Regions from separate parts of the Homo sapiens genome. Here all the other regions are linked to region 1. A link is a loop called in an ENCODE intact Hi-C map of the cell type or tissue named here. Cell type or tissue: IMR-90. All regions are shown on one strand.

Region 1 (2,500 bases):
GAATGTATTCTCTAGTAGGGCAGGAAACTCTCTGTCTTGTCTTTGTGTCTGTAACAAATGGTAAATTCTCAGTAAACATTGATTTAGTTGATGAATGAATAAAGGAAGAGTTGTGGATAGGATGGAGCTTGGAATTTAAATTGGAAAGAGATTAAGGTGAAACCTTGAAGAGGTAGTGAACATCCAGACATCAGAGGAGTAGCTAAGGAAAGCTGGAAGGTGGGAGGCTATGCACTGACAGTAGGACATTGGAATGTATAATGTCACAGGTGAAAAACACTTAGGGCAATTTTAATAGCCAGGGAAGTTATTTTTAATTATCCTTGGGGAGGTCATGGGGTCCTTTGACAATAAAATGGAAAGTATGGGCTCTCTAGGAAAGTACACAACATATGCATAAAATTTTGCATTTACTTCAGGAAGCCTACAGTTGTCCTCATCTTCAGTGAATGAGGGAGTGAGTTGGAGGTCAAAAATGACATTATAAGGAGGATAAAGTTATAGTGGTTAATGGTATGAGCCTTAAAAGACATTTCCTCCCAACACTGCATCATGGCACCTTAACTTATGCCAGAGTTGGTAATAGTGAGTGGGTTGCAAGTAAGAGATATATGGGCCACTTAGAATTGGTTACTGGGCCAAGATGGGGCAAAAGGAAATGAGATTTTCACCCCCTCCCCTTTATTTTAGGTTTGTAAGTATAATGTATGCTATAAAGTATAAAATAACTACTCAAGTTATCAACACTGTTCTTTTGGGACCGCATGCTCTTTGAAAATGAAGCTCTGGGGAAATGGGTAAGATAGCTGTAACCATAGACTCATGCAAAAGGGATGATAAATGTTGAATCTGGGGACAAGGGTCTTCTGACAACTGTTCTGAAAGGGTTATATTTCACAATTCTCACCACAAAGCATGGAATGAAATTTGAAGCTTTTATGTGATCATGTAGAAAGAATCTCTTATTGTTTATTAACTCTACAGGGTTGAGAATGCTGAAAATGAAACACAGAGATAGCATTTATAGTTGCTACATTACAGTATCAGTTAGATTTACATCTTCGCCAGGGCTGTGGCTAGTTAGAACATTGTTTGGGAAGCAGTGGAATCTAGACAACTGAGATGAGGGTTTCCAAGAGAATCCTGGGCATTTGGAGACTCTGGTTCTCCAAACTGCTGTAGGCACATCACACTACCCTTTCCTTAGGGGAGAAAACTGGCAGTTCTCCCTCATTCTCAGTGGCAGAGACCACTGGTTATCCCTTAATACTCTTTCTCCCTTTCTTCTAGAGAAATAGAATTTCTGATTTTTTGAGGGGTCCAAGGCATCTCAGAGTAAAGATTCCATTTTCGAGACCCCTTGTAGTTCAGTGGGATGATGTAGCTAAATTTTGGCAAGTGGGATAAGAGTGACTGGCGCAACTTCCAGGAATGGATTTTTCTCTTCTCTTTCTCTTTTTTCCTTCTTACTGGTTAGAATTCAGATATGATAGCTTAGATCAAATCAATCTATTGAATCATTAGGAGCCTATTGGACATAATGGAGCAATAAGATAATAGAATCTGGGTTCCTGGCACCATGGAATGCTATATTAGCTCTGGGCCACCTACCTGGACTTTTACGGGAGAGAAATATAATCCTGTCTTGCTTAAGCTATTGTTATTTGAGGTTTTTGTTACTCTCACCTGCCTAATTCTTATCCTTCTTGTCAGACACTCAGTGAGGTAGGGGAGGAATCTGATGATTTTATCAAGTAACCTGCTTTATGAATTATGGTTCGTGTTCCTGTGAATCTTGCTTCTGCTGATTTAGAGGTCTTGATATCTAAAGGGGAAATTCTTCCATCAGTGACAGGAATAGGTCCATTGAATCAGAAGCTGAGACTGCCACTTGGCCCATGTTAGGCTTCTCACACTATTTGCAAACAGAAAAAGGTGGTTATGAAGTTGACTGGATGACTCACCTTGATTACCAAGGAGAAGACAGGTGGCTACTATGTAAAAAATGGGTGCAATCTGAGGAAGCCTTTATGGTGCCAAGCCAAGTGGTCAAGGTTAATGTGTAATTGCTGTATCCCTCTACAGGAAAAACCATCAGGGGCTCAAACCCCCTGGAAGAGTCATTTCTCCTGTCTTGACAACCCAGCTGGTTCTTCAGAGGTTCTGGTTAAAGGTCAGAGGAACATAGAGTGGATATTAGAAGTCATGGAAAACTATAAACATCAGCTGTAGTATTATGGCCAGCTGGAGAAATGAAGTTACAGCCTCTACTTGCATCTTCTTTCATACTGTATAACATTTAAAAAAAGTTTTTCTTGCATTTTCGCTTTTCTACTCAGTTTACTTGGGGTTGCTTAACATTTATCATTTAACACTTAAGTGCAGACCATAGAGATATAATCATGAGAAGTTCGAGACCTAGAGAGTTCGAGACCTAAAGAACTCTGTGTATATGTGTGTGTGTGTGTGTGTGTGTGTGTGTGTGTGTGTGTGTGTGTGT
Region 2 (2,500 bases), 140 kb before region 1:
GGGTTTTCTGGGTGTTGAAAGCTGAGGGCAGAGGAAGCCTCCAGCACTGAGCCCACTTTTTTTTTTTTTTTTCTTGGATGAGTATGTGGTTTTGCTGATGTCAGATTTGGCTCCACAACCAAGAAGATTTCAATGTCTGTAAACAGTCCTTTAAGACCATTAGTGCATAGTGAATCAATTTACTTGGGCATAACCAGCATTTAAAAAATCTACATAGAAAAAATAAAAAGTATTAGAGCATTTTGCAAGTGATTAGGGTATTAATGTTTATGAAACTTTATCCCACCATTTTTTATGGTATATACCTATAAATACACACACACACAAACACACACACATACATGTATACTTCTACCCAGAATAAGACATAAGAGGATCCTTAGAACACAGATATGGGGAAATGTTTGAGCCACAAAGGAGTCTAGAGGGAATCAAGCAGCACATTGTCATTTTGCAAAGAAGGAAATAGGCTCAGTGAGGGAAAGTGACTTGTCTAAAGCCTACAACTGGCATAAATGGGACTAGGATATGCTTTGTCTGGGGCTACATCCAGCACATCAATTTTGCTGATTCTTTTTACTTTTCCTCCACTGATATCCTCATGGGCTACCCATCCTCTTCCTGCAGGATTGTATTTCGTGTCGTGTTCTCAGTGGGGCCTTTACTGGCTGCCCTATTTAAAACACCAATTTCCTGTTTCCCCCTACTTTCCCTATACTCCTTCCCTGATTTGCTTTGCCTCCGTTGCTTTATCATCATCTGACCCATGATTACATTTTATGTTTTTATTGTTTACCTCCTCCGTGAGAACATATCCTCCTGTATCTAGAACAGTGCGTGGCACCTGGGAGTATTACAGTAAATATATATTAAATAAATTGGATGACCAAATGGGAATTTCTTACCATAAATCATAGCCAAACAAGTTTGAAAGCTACTGCCTTAGATGGAAATATTTGTATAAATTCTTTGTGAATGATGATGTAAAACCCACGTGAGAAAGGGCTGTGGTGTGATGTAAAGTTAAACTCCTTATATCTGCCAACACCCTAACTTCCCTTTGCAGGATTGCTGGAAGCTGGCCAGGGACAGGCTGTGGGGTGTGACTTGAGAAATGGTTCAGAAACATGCTTCACTTGTTCCTGCTCCAGGTAGCTGTTGTCTGCAAGGCCTCTCTAGTCTTTGTTAAACAAAATGAGCATGGAGCTTCACTTTGTGGGGTGTGAGTATGTGTGTAACATCAACAGCATGTATGTACTCTGTGTGTATGTATGTGTGGTCTCCTTCCACCAACCCACAACACAGCTGAGACAAACCAACATATAAATAAAGGTGTGACTCATGTTGAAGTATAATATTTAAGCTCTGAAATTCAGAAAATATAACTAGAGATTACAAAATAATTCTTAAGTCTCCTCGTTAGAGTCAGTTCAAAGAGGGCAGGGGAGAATATTTAATTCATTTCTTAAACTCCTGGGGCCTCACAGAATGCCTGGTGCCTAGCTCAGTCAATAGCCTGAGTAAAGCAGCAGCTTTGCCCTTCCCCGGGAAGGGGAGGCTTCCATGGTTTCCCAGGCTCTCATATGCTTTCTTCTGAGATTCTTCAGAGTTTACAGCTTCACATACTAGCTCTCCCATATTGGATTACTGGATGCCACTTTCAATAGTTTTCATCCCTTTCTATATTGCAGAATCTGAAGCATGTTTCTGAACCATTTCTCAAGTTACACCCCACAGCTTGTCCCTGGCCAGCTTCCAGCAACCCTGCAAAGAGAAGCTAGGGTCTTGGCAGATACAAGGAGCTTAACTTTACATCACACCACAGGCCTTTCTCAAATAACTTATATTTCCATCTAAGTCAGTAGCCTTCAAAATTGTTTGGTTATGATTTATGGTAAGAAATTCATCTTACATATTCTCATTTGGTCATCCCATTCATTTAATGTATATTTACTGTAATACTCCCAGGTGCCAGGCACTGTTCTAGATACAGGAGGATATGTTTCTCTGGAGGAGGCAAACAATAAAAACATAAAATATAATCATGGGTCAGATGATGATAAAGCAATGGAGGCAAAGCCAATCATCAGTTTCACATACTAGCTCTACCATGTTGGATTACTGGATGCCACTCTCAGTAGTTTTCTTCCCCTTCTATATTGTGGAATCTGAGAACATAGGTACAGGGTTGATGCCTGTTGTCTTGCATAATTATACACAACCTTGTTGTTTCCTTAGAAGCTCAATTTCACCAGAATTTTTTAAAATTTTGCACCTAGGATGTTAGTCTTTGGCAGTCTCCTGTCATTTTAGGGGTTGAATTCCTTTATAGCAGTCTCTTTTAGATAAAGGAATCACACTCTTTTTCTGAACTTCCTTAAGTTTGATTTCTTAGACTCTTGCCCGGTATTTGTCAAAACTTTCTCCTCCATCCACTGAATTAGAATCACCTGGAGTTGCTTGTCAAAAATGCAGACTCAGACCTATTAAATCAGAAACT
Region 3 (2,500 bases), 130 kb before region 1:
AGAATCACTTGAACCCAGGAGGCAGAGGTTGCAGTGAGCCAAGATTGCGCCACTGCACTCCAGCCTGGTGACAGAGCGAGACTCAGTTGCAATAAAATAAAATATGCTGCCCAGGATGCTGCTTCTGAATGGTACGGCAGTGGAGGGCTCCCATGTGAAGATGTATGGCAGGGATTCCAGAGGGAAGGAAGTCTGGCAAGTGTCCTGTGAAGAACATGGGTTGAGTTATCTTAGTGGAGTGCTCCTCAAACTTTAATGTACATGTGAATCACTTGGGATCTTGTAAAAAGCATATTCTGAGTTAGTAGGTCTGCGGTGAGCTATTTCTAACTAGAGGATATGGTTTAGATCTGTGTTTCCACAAAATTGCATTACAAATTATAATCCCCAGTGTTGGAGGTGGGGCCTGGTGGGAGGTGACTGGATCATGGGGGTGGTTTCTCATGGATGGTTTAGCACCATCCCCCTAGTGCTGTTCTTGTGATAGAGTTCTCATGAGATCTGATTGTTTAAAAGTGCGTGACATCTCCCTGCTCTCTCTCTTCCTACTGCTCCTGGCCATGTGAGGTGCTGGCTCACCCTTCACCTTCCATCAGTATTGTAAGTTTCCTGAGACCTCCCCAGAAGCTGAGCAGATGCCAGAATCATGCTTCCTGCAAAGCCTGCAGAATTGTGAGCCAATTAAAACCTCTTTTCTTTATAAATTACCCAGTCTCAGGTAGTTCTTTATAGCAATGTGAGAATGGACTTATACACCAGCTCTCAGAAGATGCTGAAGATCATGGCTCATAGTTTGAATAGTGAGGCCTTAGGAAACACCATGAAAGGGATAGCCTGGTAACCTGACGAGTAACTGTCAAATAAAAACACATTATTTTTAAGCATTAAGGAATAGAGAGAATGAGTATAGATAGTGTTGCTTCAGAAGCAAAGTGAGAGGGACCCAAGAGGAAGGCGAAAATGAGAGAGACAGAGCAAGGTCCATTGATCAACTACTTTTCCTACTTGGAGAATATCCTTCCAAACTCTTCTCTGTTGAAATCTTGAAATTTCTATGCTCTTTTTAAGCCAGGAAAGCCACTCCTCTCTAGACTGTGTCTTCCCAGCCTTAGAGCATTCTCCATTAATGCAGTGAACAATTTCATAAGTTTGAGACTCAGTCACTAAAAATCCTCAGGGCCTGTTTGGTTAAACTGAATTGGTTGGTTGGTTGTCATGTGAACATATGACCCAGCTGTGATCTTACACAACTCCCTTCACCCTTAGCATTTTAGGTTAAGAAGAATGTCACCAGTGAGTGAGGAATGTGGTAAAACATGAGAAAAAGCTCACCCCAACCTAGTAGTGAGACTAGCAGGAGGCTGTATGGCAGAACACAAATCTGGGAGTTTACTCACAGTGTTACAGATTCATTATTCATCCCTTGAAAAGCATTTCCTGGTATGGTGGTTATGTGTAAGTTATCACAAATTTCCCTTGAGGAAAGAAATGAGAAATATTTACTTTCTAAATTTTAGCTGCAAATAGGAAACTGTTATGCATAGCAATCAGCCTGGTACTTACAGAATGAAATTTGATTCAGAGGAGAAGACCTTCGTAACATCTGGAAACTTTCTGATGCCTGTGTTACAGATGCTCCTGTGATTAGGGACAGGATAGTGGTGTGGGCAGAGAGTGGGTAAAAGTGATTGTCATTAAGACATAAAGATAAAAAGAGAGTACAAAGGCATTTTGCAAATACAACTTTCACATTAAATTTAAAAATATTGAGTTTGGTGTTATCAGGACTACTTTTAGCTGAGAAAGATTGTTGCAATTTAGAAGTCCCTCATGCTGTGGGAGAAGATGCTTTAATGACTGCTATTTAGAGACCTGGGGACTGGGGCCAAATTTAAAGGTCTTTTTCATTTATATTTGTAGCCTGTCTTTTCTTATTAAATCAATCACATTTTCCCGTATTGCATTCCACTTTCTTTTGGTAATTAGTTTATTACAAGCTCTTGATAGTTCGAGAAAGCATCCTTAAATTTTGGAGCAGGTTTTGATTCAAATACTTCAAGAAAATTAATCTTTTATGATAAATCCATATTGCTCATTATTAAAAATCTTCCCTTATTTAGCTATCTTGCAATTCAGGAAGTTCTTCTTTGCATCTCATTGAAATCACTAAACATTGTTTTGGTGTTTGGGACTATTCAAGGCTCTTCTTTTCTTCCCACCTTTTATTTAGCCTCTGAAGAGGAGAGAGGCTTAAGTGATAGGTGAAATTGAAGAGTATTTTATTACAAGAATGGGGCTCCCTCAGAGTCTAGGCATCTGGATTTCCCCACTGGAGTTTTAGATTCACCAGTCATGGGATCTGGACAACTAATATGAACTGTCTGTCACCCTCGTGACAATGAAACAAAGCCAGGTTTCTCTTCTGGCTCTCTCTGGTTCTCCTTCTTATCCAAAAGCCCAGGTCACACTGGATCTCTGCTCTGTCTACAGCTGGGGATAG

Evidence for each region. Hi-C counts contacts between places; a loop is a spot of excess contacts. Peaks named below come from ENCODE experiments on the same cell type or tissue, not always from the same donor. Only the 100,000 strongest peaks of a DNase experiment are listed, where the experiment ranks them.
Region 2: a loop joins it to region 1, with 4 times the contacts of the local background. A loop is called at or near these places in 1 of 110 quality-filtered maps.
Region 3: a loop joins it to region 1, with 5 times the contacts of the local background. A loop is called at or near these places in 1 of 110 quality-filtered maps.

What each region holds. Positions count from the first base shown.
Region 1 is chr2:48,852,171-48,854,670 of GRCh38, forward strand. No RefSeq gene overlaps it. Among named protein-coding and RNA genes, the nearest start is that of LHCGR, 98 kb to the left of the region's middle. In IMR-90, no CTCF peak of the experiment used is centred here; a DNase peak (open chromatin) is centred at 941; H3K27ac peaks cover 2,165 bases.
Region 2 is chr2:48,714,428-48,716,927 of GRCh38, forward strand. All of the region lies in intron 10 of STON1-GTF2A1L (STON1-GTF2A1L readthrough), which reads left to right. All of the region lies in intron 6 of LHCGR (luteinizing hormone/choriogonadotropin receptor), which reads right to left. Among named protein-coding and RNA genes, the nearest start is that of LHCGR, 40 kb to the right of the region's middle. In IMR-90, no CTCF peak of the experiment used is centred here; DNase peaks (open chromatin) are centred at 94, 1,004 and 1,744; H3K27ac peaks cover 2,136 bases.
Region 3 is chr2:48,722,059-48,724,558 of GRCh38, forward strand. All of the region lies in intron 10 of STON1-GTF2A1L (STON1-GTF2A1L readthrough), which reads left to right. It overlaps LHCGR (luteinizing hormone/choriogonadotropin receptor), which reads right to left. Exons shown (of 11, transcript NM_000233.4): 5 at 1,564-1,638; 6 at 1,398-1,475. Among named protein-coding and RNA genes, the nearest start is that of LHCGR, 32 kb to the right of the region's middle. In IMR-90, no CTCF peak of the experiment used is centred here; a DNase peak (open chromatin) is centred at 1,283; H3K27ac peaks cover 1,688 bases.